Linked DNA regions of Mus musculus: region 1 is linked to region 2. A link is a loop called in an ENCODE intact Hi-C map of the cell type or tissue named here. Cell type or tissue: gastrocnemius. All regions are shown on one strand. Links, peaks and the distances in the headings refer to the core of each region. The heading gives the core; the rest is flanking DNA. Region 1 has its middle 45 kb from the start of Dnah7b. Region 2 overlaps Wdr75 (WD repeat domain 75).

The links. A loop is a pair of places that touch in the nucleus more often than their neighbours do. Peaks named below come from ENCODE experiments on the same cell type or tissue, not always from the same donor. Only the 100,000 strongest peaks of a DNase experiment are listed, where the experiment ranks them.
Region 1: a loop joins it to region 2, with 9 times the contacts of the local background. A loop is called at or near these places in 30 of 42 quality-filtered maps.

Annotation. Positions count from the first base shown.
Region 1 is chr1:46,017,408-46,026,179 of GRCm38, forward strand. It overlaps the pseudogene Stk-ps2. Among named protein-coding and RNA genes, the nearest start is that of Dnah7b, 45 kb to the right of the region's middle. In gastrocnemius, for the core only: a CTCF peak has its summit at 5,089; a DNase peak (open chromatin) is centred at 5,060.
Region 2 is chr1:45,811,965-45,820,736 of GRCm38, forward strand. It overlaps Wdr75 (WD repeat domain 75), which reads left to right. Exons shown (of 21, transcript NM_028599.3): 9 at 77-235; 10 at 1,081-1,140; 11 at 1,226-1,341; 12 at 2,577-2,752; 13 at 4,513-4,670; 14 at 5,299-5,479; 15 at 6,206-6,300; 16 at 6,858-6,953; 17 at 7,525-7,694; 18 at 8,167-8,226. Among named protein-coding and RNA genes, the nearest start is that of Gm30900, 14 kb to the right of the region's middle. In gastrocnemius, for the core only: no CTCF peak of the experiment used is centred there; a DNase peak (open chromatin) is centred at 5,097.

The DNA of each region.
Region 1 (8,772 bases), core at 3,245-7,244, 210 kb after region 2:
ACATCTATCCTATTATATCCTTGTTCTTCTTTAGCCCTGAATATTTTTTTTAAAATATGTTGTATTTTAGGTTTTTTTTCCAAACCAAGTGAAATAAGTGTGCTTCATTATGGCTGTGTTTTTGTGTGTGCATGCAATCTTGTGTGTGTGTACATGTATATGGATTATGTCGTATTTCCATCCTTTTTCTGGTGGCCTTTTCACTTTCATGACCCTCATATGTGGGTTTCCTTCCAAACCTAACTATTTCGTCTCTCTGATGTTGTGTAATATGCATTATATGCTATGCCTCCCCCTCTTGACTGCAATGTGTCTTGTTTTCCCCTCTCAGAACTGGGCCACATTTGCTTTTCCTGTCCTAAGACTGACACACAAAGGCATACAAACAGTTGAACACAGGCACTCTCAGGCATTCTCTTTCTCTGTCTCTGTCTTTTTTTCACTCACAGAAAGGTCAGGCATTCTTTTTCTCTCTCTGTCTCCCTCTCCTTCATGGAAAGGCAGATAGGATGAACAATACACATGTAGCTTCTGCATGTTATGGAAAACCTGACATTTGTGGTCCCAAGACTGGCTTATTTCACTTAGCATCTTGATCTCCAGATCTGCACATGTCCTGTGTATCTCACTTTCCTTTACATGTAATGATATATCAGTGTTCCTGATTTTTCATCCCCACCCATGTGTTGGTGCACATCCTGGCTGGTTCCTTTTCTGAGCTAGAGTGAACAATGGAGCAATGAACCTGGATGTCTGAGAATCCCTGCCTTACATTGATGGATCAGACAGCAGTCCTGTTTTCCTTGCTCTGAGGAACTTTTCTGCTGGCAGCGAGGGTTGCTGCCCCAGTGTCACTTCCCTCTCACAGTGTGTAAGCATCCATGATTCTCTCTGTGCTGCCCATCATTTGTTGGCCTTGGTTTCCTTGTTACCAGTCATGGTGGAGGGGGGAAGTTACCTCAAGTAAAGGAAAAAAGTGCTGAGTTATTTCACCAAGAATCACCTGAGAGCATCCGTGTTATTGAGCTGTAATACTCCTGGAAACAGTTTTCTCTTAGGAAGTTTTCCTTGCTGGATCGTGGCCCTACCCAGAGTCTAAGTTTGAGGTTTCCCTGAAGTTGCTTGCCTTGCCACTGAGGATGTTACTGGCTATTAATTTCACATCACATCCTGCCACCTAGTGGCTCTGGCTCTGGTACTGGGGATACAGTGTGTTGAATCAAATACTCACTGTGCAAGCATTGTTGGGTTAGGTTTTAATCTCCTGGACCCATGTGAGCTTTGATCTCCTTTTCTCTGTGGTGGGGCCCAAGTGTGTGCTCTTGGACAGCTCTCAAGTGAATCTTAAGTGCCTCTCAGTGTGTTAGCCCAGGGTGGAGTCTTAGAGTGACTTTGAGGTCCTTGCTTAGCTCTCTGCTGGTCTTCAACACCACAGAGGAAATGATCAGGAGGAAGAGCTAAGGGCCTGGTTTAGGTGACTCCCAGAGTATCATCTTTGATAAGACTGTTGAACTGACAGGTTTAATTTGGCTTCTAAGAACAGGAAATCTGTTGTTGAAATATTTCCTTGATACATTCTGGGAATATAAACTAGACCTAGGGATCTGATGTTCTCCTATCCCAAGTCCAGTTCATAGGTAGGAGGAGAATAGATTCTTTTATGCCCTGTCTACAGCGTGAACAAAGCCCATGTGATGTTGGCAGCCAGGAGTAGTGCTTCATACTGCTTGTGACTTGTGTGAGAGAGAAGCAGGTGGAACCAAAGGTACTGATGGAGGACTCAGGCAGGCCCTGCCGTGCTTCTGCTTCAGTTAGAGCAAGAAAGCTCATCTATTCAGCTGTGTGTGGCCACATAGCTCATGCTACCTCCCACATGACCTCAGTGTGTATCCTATACTTCTGCTAGCTTGACAGCCCTCATATACACTCAATCAATCCTGTACATTCCAGAGAATTCCCTATCCCATCCATGTGCTGGTTCCTGTATTGACATTCTATTCTGTCTTTGTCCTGTCACAGTGCAAGATATGAACAGTGCCTTCATAGGGTGAGTATTGACTCCTCTGATCCTGGTGACATTCCTAACCGCAATCCTCCACACAGAGGCACATGTGGTCTTCCAGGCAGGTAAGCTGACACCTAGGTTGTTTTTGGATCACGAATTTTGCCTTCACACAATCCCTTCCACTCTCCTCTTGCTTTCCTACAAGATCTAGAGAATGGAGTGAGGGCAGCATCTCCGGGAACCACCCAGTACACCACACTAGGCCACTGTACTGCTCTTCTGCCCTGCACTGTTGTTCAGTAAATGGTGATCTCATTCTGAGGTTGACAGAGGGCATGGCATTCACAGCACTGAGGGTCACAGAGGCAAGGATGTGGCTATACGAGCCTCCTGTGTGCCATTTTCTTTAATGGCATCTCCCAGTTTCTAAAGTTGGAATCCCTGAATGATTCTCTGTAGGCTTAGTGTTGCTGAGTCCTGGACCTATAAATAAATCCCACTTTGTCAGATACTTTGTCCTTAGATTCATTCCAGGGTGGTATCTGTACTATTTAGAGCTGTGGGATTCTGAATTTCATAGGGGTGAATCTTGGAAATATCAAGCTCTGAGCCTTGTTCTCAGCCAAACAAGTTTGAAAAGGGTCAATAAGCACAAAGTACAGAAGTGCAGTTTTAATGTCAACTGTGAGTCCAGCCTATTTCCAGCCTCTTAGATGGGTAAAAATCTTTCTTAGCCTATGTATCACGTGGGACACCATCAGCACACGATACCCCCAATGTCAGGACTTGCATAGTCCTACCAAATGAGCAATGAGAGAATGAATGTGGATACCTGGGCACAAGACTCCTGAACCCAGTATCCACAGAGTCACAAATTTCACAATTATAGTACTGCTTGCAACAGCATCAGCAAGAGGCTGCTTCTGTGGAGTGAGGCCTTCTTCCTCTTCTAGGATTCAGAGGTGACCCCTGACCTGAGTCTGTCAGGCTCTTTGTATCCTGGGATGCTTGATGAGCCGTTGGTCCTGGTACTTTTATCTTGTGCATAGATGTTTTTCAAGTATTTCATCAAGATGGGTTTCATCCTTACAGTGGCCAGGCTTCACGGCTGCAGTCCATCTTCTAAGCCTGGGTCATCAGCTAGAATAATCTGTTCAGTATCAAGAGGCTGAATCTGTAGAACAAAATGAAGGAGCTTGTGTAAGTTGAGAGAATGGTTTTCTTGCAGAAGATACGTTCCCAGCTCTCTCCCACCAGTGTTTGTACCTAGCAGACATCACAGCACTCCAGCAATGCATAAGAAAACCCTCATTGCTATACCTGTCCCTCGAACCTGAAGTCTGAGCTTTGCACAGGAACTCTCCTGTCAGAAGAATCAACAATTCTCTGAAGTGTTAGCCATGAAGACATGCAAGAGCCGAAAAAGATGGAAACAGGGGACTTGTGGCCTCTCTGTGCACTATGTCAGTCAGGCTTTTTTTGGAAAGAGTTAACTTGTGCCACACTACCTGACTGAAGGCATTCTAGATAGACCATAGAAAGTAACAGGGTCCTAGCACTCAGAAGTTTTGATGTTGATAACGTGCTCTTCTCCTGCACTTCCTGAACTGGTAAACAGCATGACATCTCCTGGCTTTGTTCCCTTCCTACAATGGGGCTAAGAATGGAAACACCCAGTCAGGGGTGTTCTCATGGACGCATCAAAAGTCTAGTCACTTGTGGTCAGATCATGATTGGGTAGCAGGTGTACAAGTTTCAAGAATGGAGTAAGTGAGCACAGATGATGTGAAGATCCTGGGTACTCTGAGGAGAGAAAAAACTACACCTTCAGTGATCATATGCACAGGTACAGAAAACATCACCTCTATCATTCATGTACAGAAGACAAGCAAAGAGACCCACACATACATCCTGCAGCAATCCCACGAAAAGTTTCCCCTGGAGACTCAACAGGTCATGGACATATATAAACACATCCAGGGGTAAGGATGATGGCGAAATGGTTCTTCCTTCATAGCTGAAAAAATGTCCAAATGTTACTTATGCTGTGCACAGCCCCAAATTCATACATCAGAGGTTACATTTTAATGCCAGTGTGTGTTCTCCATTTCCCAAACTCATGGGATCATCATGAAGAAATGGTGAGACACTGTAGATATGCCACTGTCCAGAGATGTTCTCTCACACCAGTCCCTTGCTAAGTACACAAACATGATCCAAAAGCCCCAAAAGACTTCAGTAGATTTCTTACCTCCATTGTGCAAATGGGGTGTCCAAGAACCATTCTGAACACTTACTTAACAGTCAAAGAGTCAAGATCATCTTATTACATTTTGATAAAAGTTGCCTGGAAGCAGCTCATCTTGACCAGCAGAGACTCATTGATCGATTGACTGACATTGCTCCATCCTCCACCAGGATTGGCTTCTGAGGGCCCAGATGTTATTGCCATTCACTGATGTCACATTTTCTGTAAAATGGATTCTCAGAGCTGCTTGGAAGGTTTATTCATGATGATAAATATTGGGATGAACTCTGGAGGAATCACATGACATGGTGTTATCAAAGGCAGGGCTCAAAATGGAGGCACAGAATGGTCTACAAAACCATTCTAACTCATCCACCAAGCTGAAGATAGGAACATATAACACACTGTACTGCATTTTTGGCCAGAGCAAGTGTGGTCTACGTTGAAAAGCTGTGAGAGTGTAGTGAGGAGCAAGCCAGGTAAGGATGTAGTTCCTATCCTGTGCTGTCTGCCACAGTAGAGCAGAATATGACTAAAGTATGTCCCTTAATTCAGACTGAGGGGTACCTGTCCTGTCTCACTCTGCTCAGTGTTCCTGCTTGAACACAGGAAAACCCCACAACTCACTCAGCCACTATTTAGGGCATAATCTAGCAGACCCCTCATTGCAACATCATTCAGCCTTTTTAAGTCCAGGATGGTTGGGGGAGGCTGGTACTCTAAAGAACAGAGCATGGTGTAGGCCAAGAGACAGCAAGCACAGTTGAAAGAAAGGGAAGTTAAAAGCCTAAAGGATGACAATTTCGCTCCAAGAAAAGGATCACTCCTGACATCCAGTGGTAGCATCTGGTTTTACATGTTTGTGAGAATGCTAAAGGATATTAGTAGATTTGTCTTTCATCCCTGGGTAAACCTGAAATGGAATTCTTTGAACTCTCCATGGCTAGGCCCAAGCCTATCCTTTTGAAAAGTACCATTTAGGCTCTTCAGTATCAAACGAGTTGCCAAAGTTTAAGCACACTCTTGAGCATCACACATATGAACACATCCTTAGGAATTTGACAGGATTTTGAAATGTACTATGTTTCTCTTGATTCACCTCTCCCTCATGTCTAACAGTTTCCTTGAAAATTAAGCCCATAAATACAACTTTGCAAGTAGTCTTTTCAACTCCTTTTTACAAGTTGTTTTATGATGGAAACTGCACATCATTCAAGCCCATGTCTACATAATAGCCACCTGAAAAAAAAAGAGATAGTCTGCCATCTCAAAGTAGCAGGGTCTTTGCTAGAAATAAGAAGGAAACATCTCCAGGAAACATGGCCCAGATGCCACTGAGCACATGCTAGAAAGACAGAGGAAATCTTGGGGGAAATGAGATAACTTGTCAGGGTGGAGCATGGCTGCGGGGCCATAATAGCTCAGGACAAAAGCATTGAAACTTTTCTGAATACATCTTGTCTGTAGAGTTTTAAATTGATCCTTATGAATGTTCACATACACCAAATAGAATAGTGAGTTCATGCAAGGATAATAATAAAAGTTCATGTCTTTCAGTTGGCATCCTCCACAGGAAGTGCTAATAACAAGCCAGATAGAGTTCTCCAAAGATATTGGGAAAGCTTAAAGAACAACATAGCATTCTGGGAATCCAGAGAGTAGGGTAGGGGGTTGGGCCCAGTGCTCAGGAAATGGAGGCACTTCTGCATTAGAGGCCTCACTGGCCTGTAACCCAGTGGCTCCCTACATTTAATTTCGAAGAGCCTGGGATCTCCAGGCAGGAGAAAGAATCAGACAGGTGTTCCATGGCTCCATGTTGGGCCAGAAGAAATAGGCTACCTTCTGATTGCATGTGCTCATCTCCTAACATGAGCAGTACTAAACCCATATCCTATATGTGGGAGAAAGAGAGCATCTCTCCCTAAGATTTAAAAAGACACAGCACTCTGCTCTGAGAGTATGGGTCATTGACACTTTAAAGGAAACCCAATGTCATGGCTTCATGTCCCTAGAGGATATTATGATGCTCACAAAAGCCAGCTAGCAGGCATGGTCTCCCTCTATGTGGGTCTGATTATCCAAAACACCCTGAGGATAGGATCTTTCACTTCTGCTTTCTCTCCAAGGGTCAGCACATCATGTGGACCTCAGACAATTGAAAGATGGATTAAGTCCTCTGAGTAGTTTGGAAGTAAGATCTGGATAAGATCAGAAAAGAATGGGGTGGGATTTACCTGCTGTGAGCAATGGGTGGAATTGGTGAATTACCTCAAAAAGCCAAGGACACGTGATGAAAGTGCCATGAAGATGTACAAGGTGGAAGGACATCCTCAGATAACATTCTCTAGGTCTACTTTACAAGGAAAGCATACAAAAGGAAGAAGATGCCTGCATGGCTCACAGCATAGCCTTCTGTGATAAGCCTAGCTGTGTAGTGAAGTGGGCTCACTGTAGAGCTGTTAGGACACTGGAAATAGCCCCTATCTTCCCATATTACACATAGGGAGAGGTATATGGACTGGTTGACATCCAGACTGTGTGCCAAGGTGATGGCTGTGAGAATGACTGAAATGGGTGTGTCTGAGGGGAAGACTGGTTTACAAAGAAAGTCAGGAGGAAGGATAGATCCTCTGTCTGGAGCCTGTCAAGCAAGACTTCAAATGTGGCTGTTTCCTGTGAGCCTTGATGGGTTTCTGTGTTGTCAGAGCAGTCACCCTTAGGAGAGATCTTCCTCAGCCTGGTTTCCCCTTTCTCACAAGGACACAGTATATTATCTATCTGTCACAGACAGACATGTGTACATTTACCAAAACACAATAAATACCATAACCTTCTATATATCGACCATTTAGATGTGTTGGGTTGTGATTCCAGCAAGAATATCTAACTCATACCAGGATGGCATTAGTAAAGATATACAGGGAACATTCCTTACAACAGCTGCAGCAAGAGTGGTAGGACTAGTCATATGCAACCATGTTTCCAACCTCACTTGCTTCAGGATGTAGTATCCTCATAGCCTCTGCTCTAGGAGCAGAGACCTGAGAGTACTTGGGAGATTTTCCTATTGCACAATATAGATATTTCCCAATGGTTTCCACTGAGAACAGAACCCCAGGACATCAGCTATGCATGGTATGAGCTGCAGGACTGAGCTCCACTTTGTGCCCTCTCCTCTCATGGATGTTTGGCATCCCAGTGTCTTAGCATCAGAAGTTAGGTTATCAAAGATGACCATCTTACCTGCATCTAAAAGATGAGGTCCATGGTGAATTTCAGTTCTGTCTCTAAGGGAAGACCACCTTAACGGTGATCTCTATTGGCTTTTGGATTTGTGTTGAACCTCTGAGTGTTTCATATAAAGAGTCATGCAAACTGCAACATCATGACTCATCTTCTGGGAGGTAAGACTGTGAAGTTTTGTTAGTGATCCCTAGAAGACAGAATTGGAAATGTTAAGGTGGTAGACCTTGGAACCATTTCCTGCTGTGGACTCACTGTCTATCTGGTCTTCATAACAACAGAGGAATACTGCTCCTTGAACAGGTTGTTGGTCTTTTACAGAAGATGAAGTTTCCACAGAGAAGGCAAGTGTTTCCCAGAGCATTGGTGTTCTAGCTCAGACTCTCTGATAAAAATCAGAGCTTAGCCTTCACTCCTTTGACACTTGCCCAATCTCCTCACGGAGTGCAGGACACTGGAACAGGCATTACCTTTGGACAGAGGTGGTATATTTAATGTCGAAGGTGGAGATGGAAAGCAAAAGACCCAGCATGCTTTAAAATTATGCAAGAAACCCCCATCCCTTGTTTTCTGGACTTCCAAATTCTACAGAAGCAGTTGCTGACACTACCAAGAAAGGAATGGAAAACTTCCCAACCCTGAATAAACCAAGAAGGTTGGACTGTGGAACTCTCAGGCTCAGGCACTACATTGGAGCAGGTCATGCTCTGAGCTTTGAGTTCATTCTCAGCACTGAGTCATGATTAGGGTTCCTGGCTCAGACTTCTCACCGGTGAATAAGAGTGTCTTGTGTAAGGGTTCAGGGTATCCTGATGTGGGCCTGCCCATCCTAAAGTGTTACAGACATACTGTCTTGGCAAAGAAAGTTCTGGGAAAGTAAAGGTAGGCAGAAAGAACAGGGGCAAATGAAGTAGGATGCTACGATTCAATAAGACTCAATGTTAGAGAACTAAGCTGAGAGGTTGAGGATCTCCAAATCAACAGCCAAGGCAATTCTCAGGAAGAGAAAAGATCCTGCTGTCCTGACTGGCATCCAAGGAAGGAGAACAGCACATGTGTGTGCCAAGGCTCCCACTTCTGAGACCAGTCGGGTACTGCTCCTGCATTGCTGGCACTGCCTCAGATCCTTCAGGTTCTTCACTTACAAGAACTTTTCCAAGAAGATCCAAGAGTTTGATCCCTGGGTATTTCATTAAGTTTGAGAAATGCCTCAATAGAGTTATCCTCTAAACTCTACAGGCACCACAGAAAATATTCATGTTATGCCCCCCCCCCA
Region 2 (8,772 bases), core at 2,752-6,751:
ATTTGTCTTTTTATATGTGTGGTTTTGTTTTGTTTTTCTTCAAACTCTGCTGTTTTTTATTTCCTTGGCTGCAAAGGCACCAGTCTGCTGAGTGGCGGGCGGGAGTGTGTGCTTGTGGAGTGGCGAGATGGATCAGAGAAGAACAAAGAGTTTCTTCCTCGATTAGGATCTTCTATTGAGCACATCTCTGTCTCACCTGCAGGAGATTTGTTCTGTACTTCTCACTCTGATAACAGTAAGTCTAAATTTCTCATTGTGAGGAGGTGTTACAGTTAGTCACCAGCTTCTGAATGGGAAATAAAGAGACCTAAAACTAGTTGAAAATAGTAGAAATTTAATGTGTAGCTTTTTCTTTACCTCAGATGCTAACAGATCTATCATTTTCAAAATTATTTTTATGAAAACAAAGCTAAATGTGTATATTTACTGCTGTGCCAGTTATATTTTTAGAGCCTTTTAAAATGGAAGGTGGGTTTTAAGTGGGCCTTCCCACTTTCATAAGTAATGACATTTTCACACAAATGCTGTGAGCTCTTTGGCTGGAAGGAATGCTGCAGCCTGTGATGAAGCCTGGGTGCTTGCTGTTCTCCCCATCCTTCTCTTCCCATTTCTCCTCGCCTAGCTTACGTGTACATTAACAATGTTCATGAGTACAGTCTATAAAGCATAGACTAGGCGGGGCTGCAGAGAGCTCAGAGATTAATAGATGTACTACTCTTGCAAAGAACCCTTCTCAGTTCCTAGCACCTACATCAGGCAGCTCACAACCACCCATAACTCCAGTTTTGGGAACCTAGCAACTACTTGCACTCTCATGCACATACATATTCATACACACAGACAGACATGAACACATAATTTGAAAGAAAATATTAGTGACTTTAACAGAAACTTACATCCCCATTTTCATTGTCCAACTAACTTGTAAACTATAGTTTTGATTTTCTAGTAACACTGATTTAGTTGAACTTACTGGATTGTATTGTGTTGTGGCACATTAAGTAACATAAAGATCTGATCCTTGCTACCTTAATATTCTGACCTATTCATGTTTAATTATTTTCCTCCCTGTTTTAACAGAGATAACAGTTATTCACCGAAATCTTGATGCATCGGCAGTAATTCAAGGCCTAGTTAAAGGTACTATAGACTCCAGTGGATAGGAGACCCTGCATCTGACTCGTGGCTGCTGCTCTTCACCCACTGTCTCTCGCTTCTTTTGCAGATAGGAGTATATCTACTGGTTTGATGGTTGACCCAAGAACCAAAGCTTTAGTTTTGAATGGAAAGCCTGGTCACCTGCAGTTTTATTCTCTCCAGGGTGATAAGCAGTTATACAATGTAAGATTTTAATCCATAAACTAAGCTTTAAAACAAGTGAAAGTTCTTTATAGTGCTACTGAGCTTGTATGGTTTCTTTGGAAGCTCCTAATACTTGAACATTTGTACTTGAACACAGCTGATAATGTCTGAGATTACTTTAATGCAGTTGATGTTAGCCACACATGTGCTCTGAGTCACAATGATAAAGGAATGAGCATGTGTGGATTGACAAGACAAATCTGGGACTGTTGTGTGATAAACTGTCTAACATGCAAACATTAAAGCTTAGTGTAGATTAAACAAGAATACTTCAGTGTTCTTGCAATAAAATGCAATCCCTTTTCTTGTGCCCTGCATTGCTCTTAACTAGTCAAACCCTCCCCATCGCCCCACCCCCACATTTACTAAAAGGGCTCTTACTACACTTAATATGGTTGGGCATCTCTAATCTCAAAATCCAATCTTTTTTATTTGTTTGGGTTTTTGGAGACAGGGTTTCTCTGTGTAGCCCTGACTGTCCTGGAACTCACTCTGTAGACCAGGCTGACCTTGAACTTGGAGATCCGCCTGCCTTTGTGCGCCTTTAATCCCAGCACTCGGGAGGCAGAGGCAGGCGGATTTCTGAGTTCGAGGCCAGCCTGGTCTACAGAGTGAGTTCCCAGGACAGCCAGGGCTATACAGAGAAACCCTGTCTCAAAAAAAAAAAAAAAAAAAGCACACCTCCACCACCTAGCCAAAATCCAAAGTCTCAAATGCTCCCAGATCTAAAAATTGTGAGCATCTCCCTGACACCACAGAAGGAAAATCCCATGTCTGACTTCATGTGAAGACATCATAGCACAGCGCTAAAACTATTAGATAAAATCACCCATGGGCTGGCTATGTGTGTGTACACTTGGATCCTAGACCCAGAATATGTCGTACATTTTTGCAAACATTGTCAATATCAAAAGAAATCTGAGACATTTTGGATCTGTAGCTTTTCATAATGAGGGCTCCTCAATCAATAGTAACCACTTTATTTTCTTACCAAACACAAGGAAACCCATTTTAAGGGATTAAGGGATCAGTCATAAATAGAAAGCTAGTTTTCTTGGACCATTGCTTATCTCTTTGTTTTTATTTTTTGCTCTTTGAAGTAATAGATGATTTAGCCCTGAGGTTTTTTTATAAAGCTTTTCTTAGAGAAAATATGACTGGAAGTAAAAGATACTTGTATTAATAACACTTTGGACCTTTTTAAACCTTGTCAGCTAGATATCATACAGCAAGAGTACATCAATGATGAGGGTCTAACCCAAACTGAACTAACAAAGGCTGCCTTTGGCTGCTCTGGGACTTGGTTGGCAACAGTTGAACAACGCCAAGAAAATGAAAATGAGCTGGAGCTGCAAATGAAACTGTGGAACTATAGCAAGAAAACCCAAGGGTAATCCTATTGTGTGGCCACCTCATTTGAGTTTCTATTTCATAGTTAAAACTATATTTCTGTTGTTGCATTTTGACAAATACAGAAATGGGGCTTGTGGTATCATTCTAATAATAAAGCTTTATTTTAGCTTTCTGTTTTGAGAAAGCATTGATGCAATGTAGGTCATGCCATGTCATCACATAAAAGATGAAACAGGAGAAAGAATTGTAACCCCACAACATAGCACATTTCAAGGCAAATCCAGAATTAGAATCCAAATGTGCCCTGGTTCTTCCACCACTGTTAGGGAGAGTATAGACATGTGTCTCGTGTTCTGGCAAATAGCCCACTGCTTTCTTAAAGAACTGTTTATCGAGTCTTTGTGCCAGGTTTTTGTTTTGTTTTGATTTTGAGGCAGGGACTCTCTGTCTAGCCCTGGCTATTCTGGAACTTGCTATCTAGATCAGGCTGGTTTAAACTCAGATTTGCCTGTCTATGCCTCCCAAATGCTGGGATTCATGGCATGCACCTGGCTTGATAAATTTCTAGAGAACATTGTAACGTAAGGTATTGCAGGATATTTGATCTCACTGTTAATCCCAAGATTGTGTTATTCACTGAAAAAAACTGTTTCTAGTTGTAGTGTGACTCAGCCTTAGCACACACCTTTAAGTCCTTCTGGCCGGAATACAAACAGGCTCTTAGTACACACTTTGAATCCCAAGCAGTGAAGGTAATGTTAGTATGTAGAAGAAAGCATCCATGTTTGCACGTGATAGGATATGCTGACCTCGAAAGAGAAGAGAGAAGGAAGGAGAGGAAAGATGTAGGAGGCAGTTTTACTGGGACAGTTGTACAGAGACAGGCTTGCAGAGAGAACAAGCTAGACACAGGTGAAGACAGACCAGCCAGAGAACGAGAAGCCAAAAGATTAGAACAGATTGCTAAAGTTAGTTTGAGGCCAAGCTGAACAAAACGTCAGAGGCCGAAAAAGAAGCCAGATTGAGTCAGTCATCTTGGAGAGGAGTTTGAACCAGAACAGCTGAGTTGAACCAGCCAGCCAGATGGAGTTCAGAAAGAACTAGGAAGGGTGAGCTTAACCTACCAGTACATGTCAGAGGCTGGTAACATTCTAGGCCTAGGAAGAGGCTAGAAGCTTCTATGACTAGGCCTAGGTTAGCAGACTAAGGCAGTACGACAATTGTATCAGGTGAACAAAACATACATTCTCACTGAGTCTTTGCCCCACAGTTTACAGATGAGAAAAGAGACCCAGAACTAAGTGATTGCTACTGGTCCTCTCTCTTATTACATGCTCTTAACATAGAAACACTGTGCTGTTCTTATACTATAAGGACATAGCAAGCATTGTTGATGAAGGGACAGTTTGAATGGATCATTTTTATTTCATGCTTTCACAATATATAGGGAGCCATTCTTACCACAGCCATTCTTTTTCGCTGTTTTTCTTTTGTCTGTTTTAGAAGAAGCCAGACCTCTAAGTTCTGTGTATTTATCCTACAGAATCTAGTACAGTAGGCCTTCAGCTATGATTTGATTTCTATTTATTTTTCCCAGTGAGCTGGCCACTATATATAATGCTCTGTGTTTGAGTCACACCGGATGATGTTAGAACTGGTCTTGAGACTGTTAGAGTATGGAAATTTGTCCTTTGGGGTAATAATCCATCAGTTGCCCATTTTGAAGATATTGCCTGATATTGCAGAGTGTTAGCATACCATAGCTTTTCTGAGAATTTGTGGTTTTCTTTCAACTAGGTTTGTTCTTAACACAAAGATCGCCATGCCACATGATGACCACATCACAGCTCTCTGTTTCAATAATGCAGAAAGCTATGAAAAACCCATCCTGGTCACAGCTAGCAGAGATGGCCACTTCAAAGTGTGGATATTAACAGATGACTCTGACATATACAGTAAGTTCACTCAGATTGTGTTGAAAAATTACAGTTTTAAGAGTGATATTGTCCGGGTGTGGTGGCGCACGCCTTTAATCCCAGCACTCGGGAGGCAGAGGCAGGCGGATTTCTGAGTTTGAGGTCAGCCTGGTCTACAAAGTGAGTTCCAGGATAGCCAGGACTATACAGAGAAAATACAAACAAACAAACAAACAAAAACAATAAAAAAGAAGTGATATATTTATATTGACATTTATGTCTTTTTTGAGAAGGTGTTTTCTGTTTTGGTTAATTCTATAAACTGTTGCTTAATTTCAGCAACTATTTTTCATGTTAAATTTTTACATATCTTTCCACCAGAATCTGTGCTTTGGGCAAGTAGATGGGCGTTTTGTGTCTGTTTCATGCAGCATAAAGGGTTCCTGCCACTAGGTGTCTCTCTCTTTCTCCTCCACTAGAGGGAGCTCAAGGTCTCCAGGAAGGGGAAAAATACCTGTCAGTAGGTTACACTGTTTACTTAGAACAGTTGTGGGGAATCTGGGATTTTGTTATGTTTTGTTTTCTTTGTTTAACCTTCTGCTTATAACCTGCCTCTTAACATTATTTCATATTTATGCCATTTTTGTTATGGTTTCTTTTTCCACAGAAAAAGCCATTGCTTGGACTTGTGACTTTGTGGGTAGTTACCACAAGTATCAAGCAACCAATTGTTGTTTCTCTGAAGATGGTTCCTTACTGGCAGTTAGTTTTGAGGAAATAGTTACAATATGGGACTCACAAACATGGGAACTAAAATGTACATTTTGCCAACGAGCTGGGAAAATAAGGTAGGTAAATTAGTTTGTATTGCTACCAATGTATGTATGTATTTTTAATTTAAAAAGCCTTTAAGCTTCAGTAATAATGTATGTTTTCCCCAAAGAGGTAATCAATAGTTTTCTGGGGAATAAGGGTAAAACGTTAATCAAAATGTTGAGAAGCTGTAACCCGTGAGTTCATGAGTAGTTTATAAGCATTTCTTACACTAGGATTCACATTGAACTTTTGTACGCAGCTTTCTTCGGGATAGTAAACACTTTCATGAGGGTATTGTGTAAAAACTAAGATATGCTAGCCATGGTTGATCCTGACCTGCCAGTCTTTATGCATTCCCTTAAAAATACAATGTAATACTCAAACTAATACGTTTGGTTCCCAGACCTGAGGACAAAATAATAGGCGACTAATTCCGTCTCATTTTAAATATATAAGGTTTTGTTAAGTGGCATGAAGTTCATAAATTCTTCTTTGTGGCATGGATTGTTACGTGATCGAGTTGGTCATAGCATCACACCTGTTTTCCTAAAGAAGTGCAAATACCTACATAACCCCTTTCTATTGGCTTAGCATCTTTTCCATTGCTGTAAGAACTAGAAACACAAAAAGAATAAAACTATGCCTGCTTATAAGTCTGTATTGAGTAGAACTAAACGCAGTGGTCTAAGCCTGCAGTTCTTTGTCGCTAAGTGTACTAGAGCTGCCTGCTGCTCATCTTTTATGTGATTTTGGCCTAGGCACCTTTGCTTTGGAAGACTGACATGCTCAAAGTATCTCCTCGGCACTACTGACAATGGCATTCTCTGCTGTTGGAATCTGCTCAGTTGTTCAAGTAAGCCCGTGCGGGTGGGATGCTGCAGCTAGACTTTGACCGTTTAGGAAACAAGGACCCTGTTTTCATATCTTTACCCGTACAATATATAATTTTTTACTTGGCCAAAAGTGAATTCAAGGAAGAGCTCTGTTGATTGTATGCAGGATCCCAGACTGTGTAATATTTGAAAATAGTCTGTCACAGTATTCCTGAAAAATGAGGCTTTGAGAGCATTTTACTCATGTGGACAGGGGGAAGGTATGATGTTATTTCCTAATGAATGTGATGGTAGTCTCTGTCACCCACGTCTAGTAAGAACAGAAAAGCATCAGCCATGAGTCTGAATGAGCCTAACTTTAATGCAGTGGGTGGAAGGAATACTGAAGTTCATTTTGCAGTTCTGCGTCCTGATGCACACTTCACTGACCCCTCCACAGGCAATGTCAGTGTGTATCTATTGTTATTGAAATCATAGACCCTTCCATACAAGCAGAGCGCTGAGCTGTCCCAGGGAAGATAAAGAACACTTGATGTAAAGACTTCCTCTTCTCAGCAGTGTGTCGCTCTTCCCACAGTACAGTGGAGTGCAAAGTTGAATGTTAGAGTTATGGAACCCGACCCTTACTCAGACCATGTTGCTGCAGTGGCTCAGTCTTCAGCGGGCTCCGATCGTAAGTACTGAACGCTCTCTGATAGCGTGCAGCTTGTTGCCTAGGTTTTCTTTTTACTCTTTTTAGTATAAGCTGAGACATAGTCGCTTTGAGTCAGGAATTCAAATGCAGCTGTTTGTCTGGGGCCTGCTCATCCTCTCTTACCCAACACCTGTAATATATACACTCACACGTATTGCTAGGACTACTCTAGTATAGCCCTGACTTTCCCACAAGCCTGTTCCCTCTCGGGCTTCAGAATCTCCCCTGCTGGTTAGCTGGACTTCCTCTGCTTCTGAGACAATGTCTGCATCTCTTTCTTGGTACTTCAGACAAAAGATTTGTATAGTATTCTGCTGTCTCTTAAACAGATACCCTGGTCCCTGGAACAGAAACTTTTCGTTTTCAGATTTTAGTCCTCGTTCCTAACCTGTTTGGTGCATACTAGGCACTCAGTGGATACCTGTCCCACAGCAGTCTACGCAGGGCCATTGACTCTGTGGGCTGGGAACCATATTAGTGTGATCTGCCAGCCTGAGGCTAGAATATTCCTCTGCAGGTAAAATGACATCTATCTGTTTTTCCCCTTTAGTGTTTGTATTTAAACCTAGCGAGCCAAGGCCATTGTATATTCAGAAGAATGTCTCCAGAGAGGAAGTCCAGTGGGGAGTGTTTGTCCCACGAGATGTCCCAGAATCATTCACGTCAGAAACGCACCAGTGGCTGAACAGATCTCAGTTTTACTTCCTAACGAAGTCACAGGTAACTGTCTCCCACCAAACGGGTGGCCTGTTTATAGAAATAGTTTTAGAACGTTTGTTTTAGGTAGAACTCTTTCGTTAGAGGTTTATTTCCCAAAAGAAATGGTCCAATAAGTGTCCGTGCATCAGTATTAAGAATGTGATTGCGGTAGCACTGTCCCCCACACCTTAAAGCTTTGTGGTCACAGAAGGGACTCTTTGTGTTGACTTTAATTCAGTTAGCATTTTCCCCTAAGTTTACCATTTGGTTTGCTGTTGAAGAAACTTAACTAGTGTCTTTTATTTTGTTACTGGGTTTTACATTTTTCTCAGAACATGGTCTTGTAACTCCCACAGAACCTTTCAAAGAAATTTAAATCTTTTCTTTGAGCAGATGTATATATCAAAATGGACACTTTAAGACATTGTATAATCTTATTTCATTTGCACCTCCTAATGTATATTTTGTTCCATGAATTGATCTGTCTTTTTAGAGCTTATTAACATTCAGTACAAAGTCTCCAGAAGAGAAACTCACACCAACAAGCAAACAGGTAGGCCTATTTTATTCATTTATGATACATGCTATGTTGTTTTTCTAAAGAAAAATAGCTTTTAGAATCCATCTGTGACAAACGTGTCTCAGTGAGTTCTAAGAAGGAATTGTTAAGTGCGTCCCTGGAACCGCTGCTCTGCTCCTCCCTCACGTTTAGAGAATAAGAAGCATATATAGTCTCGTGTTTTAAAGACTTAGCCAATTGGCCTGCCACGTCTAGTTTGTGGGATGTAATTGGCTAAATAATCAGTTGTAGATGGGGTAGGGTGGTACATGCCAGAGTAAATGTGCTTAGCTTATATTTAAATGAGATCCCAACCCACTCTGTCCACTAAGGATCTTGGATTTTGTTGTCTGAATTATTTTCTGGAACCAGCCAGCCCTCCATCAACACTGAGGGGCAACACTAGATCATCATTATAGAAACATCTTGTAATTGTGGTTAGAGTTTTATTTACTAGCTTGAAATTCATATCTCCAAGAACGTGTTTAGATTATGGATTCTGGATTTAGTTATCTGTTGAATTTATTGAAGTTCTGGAAT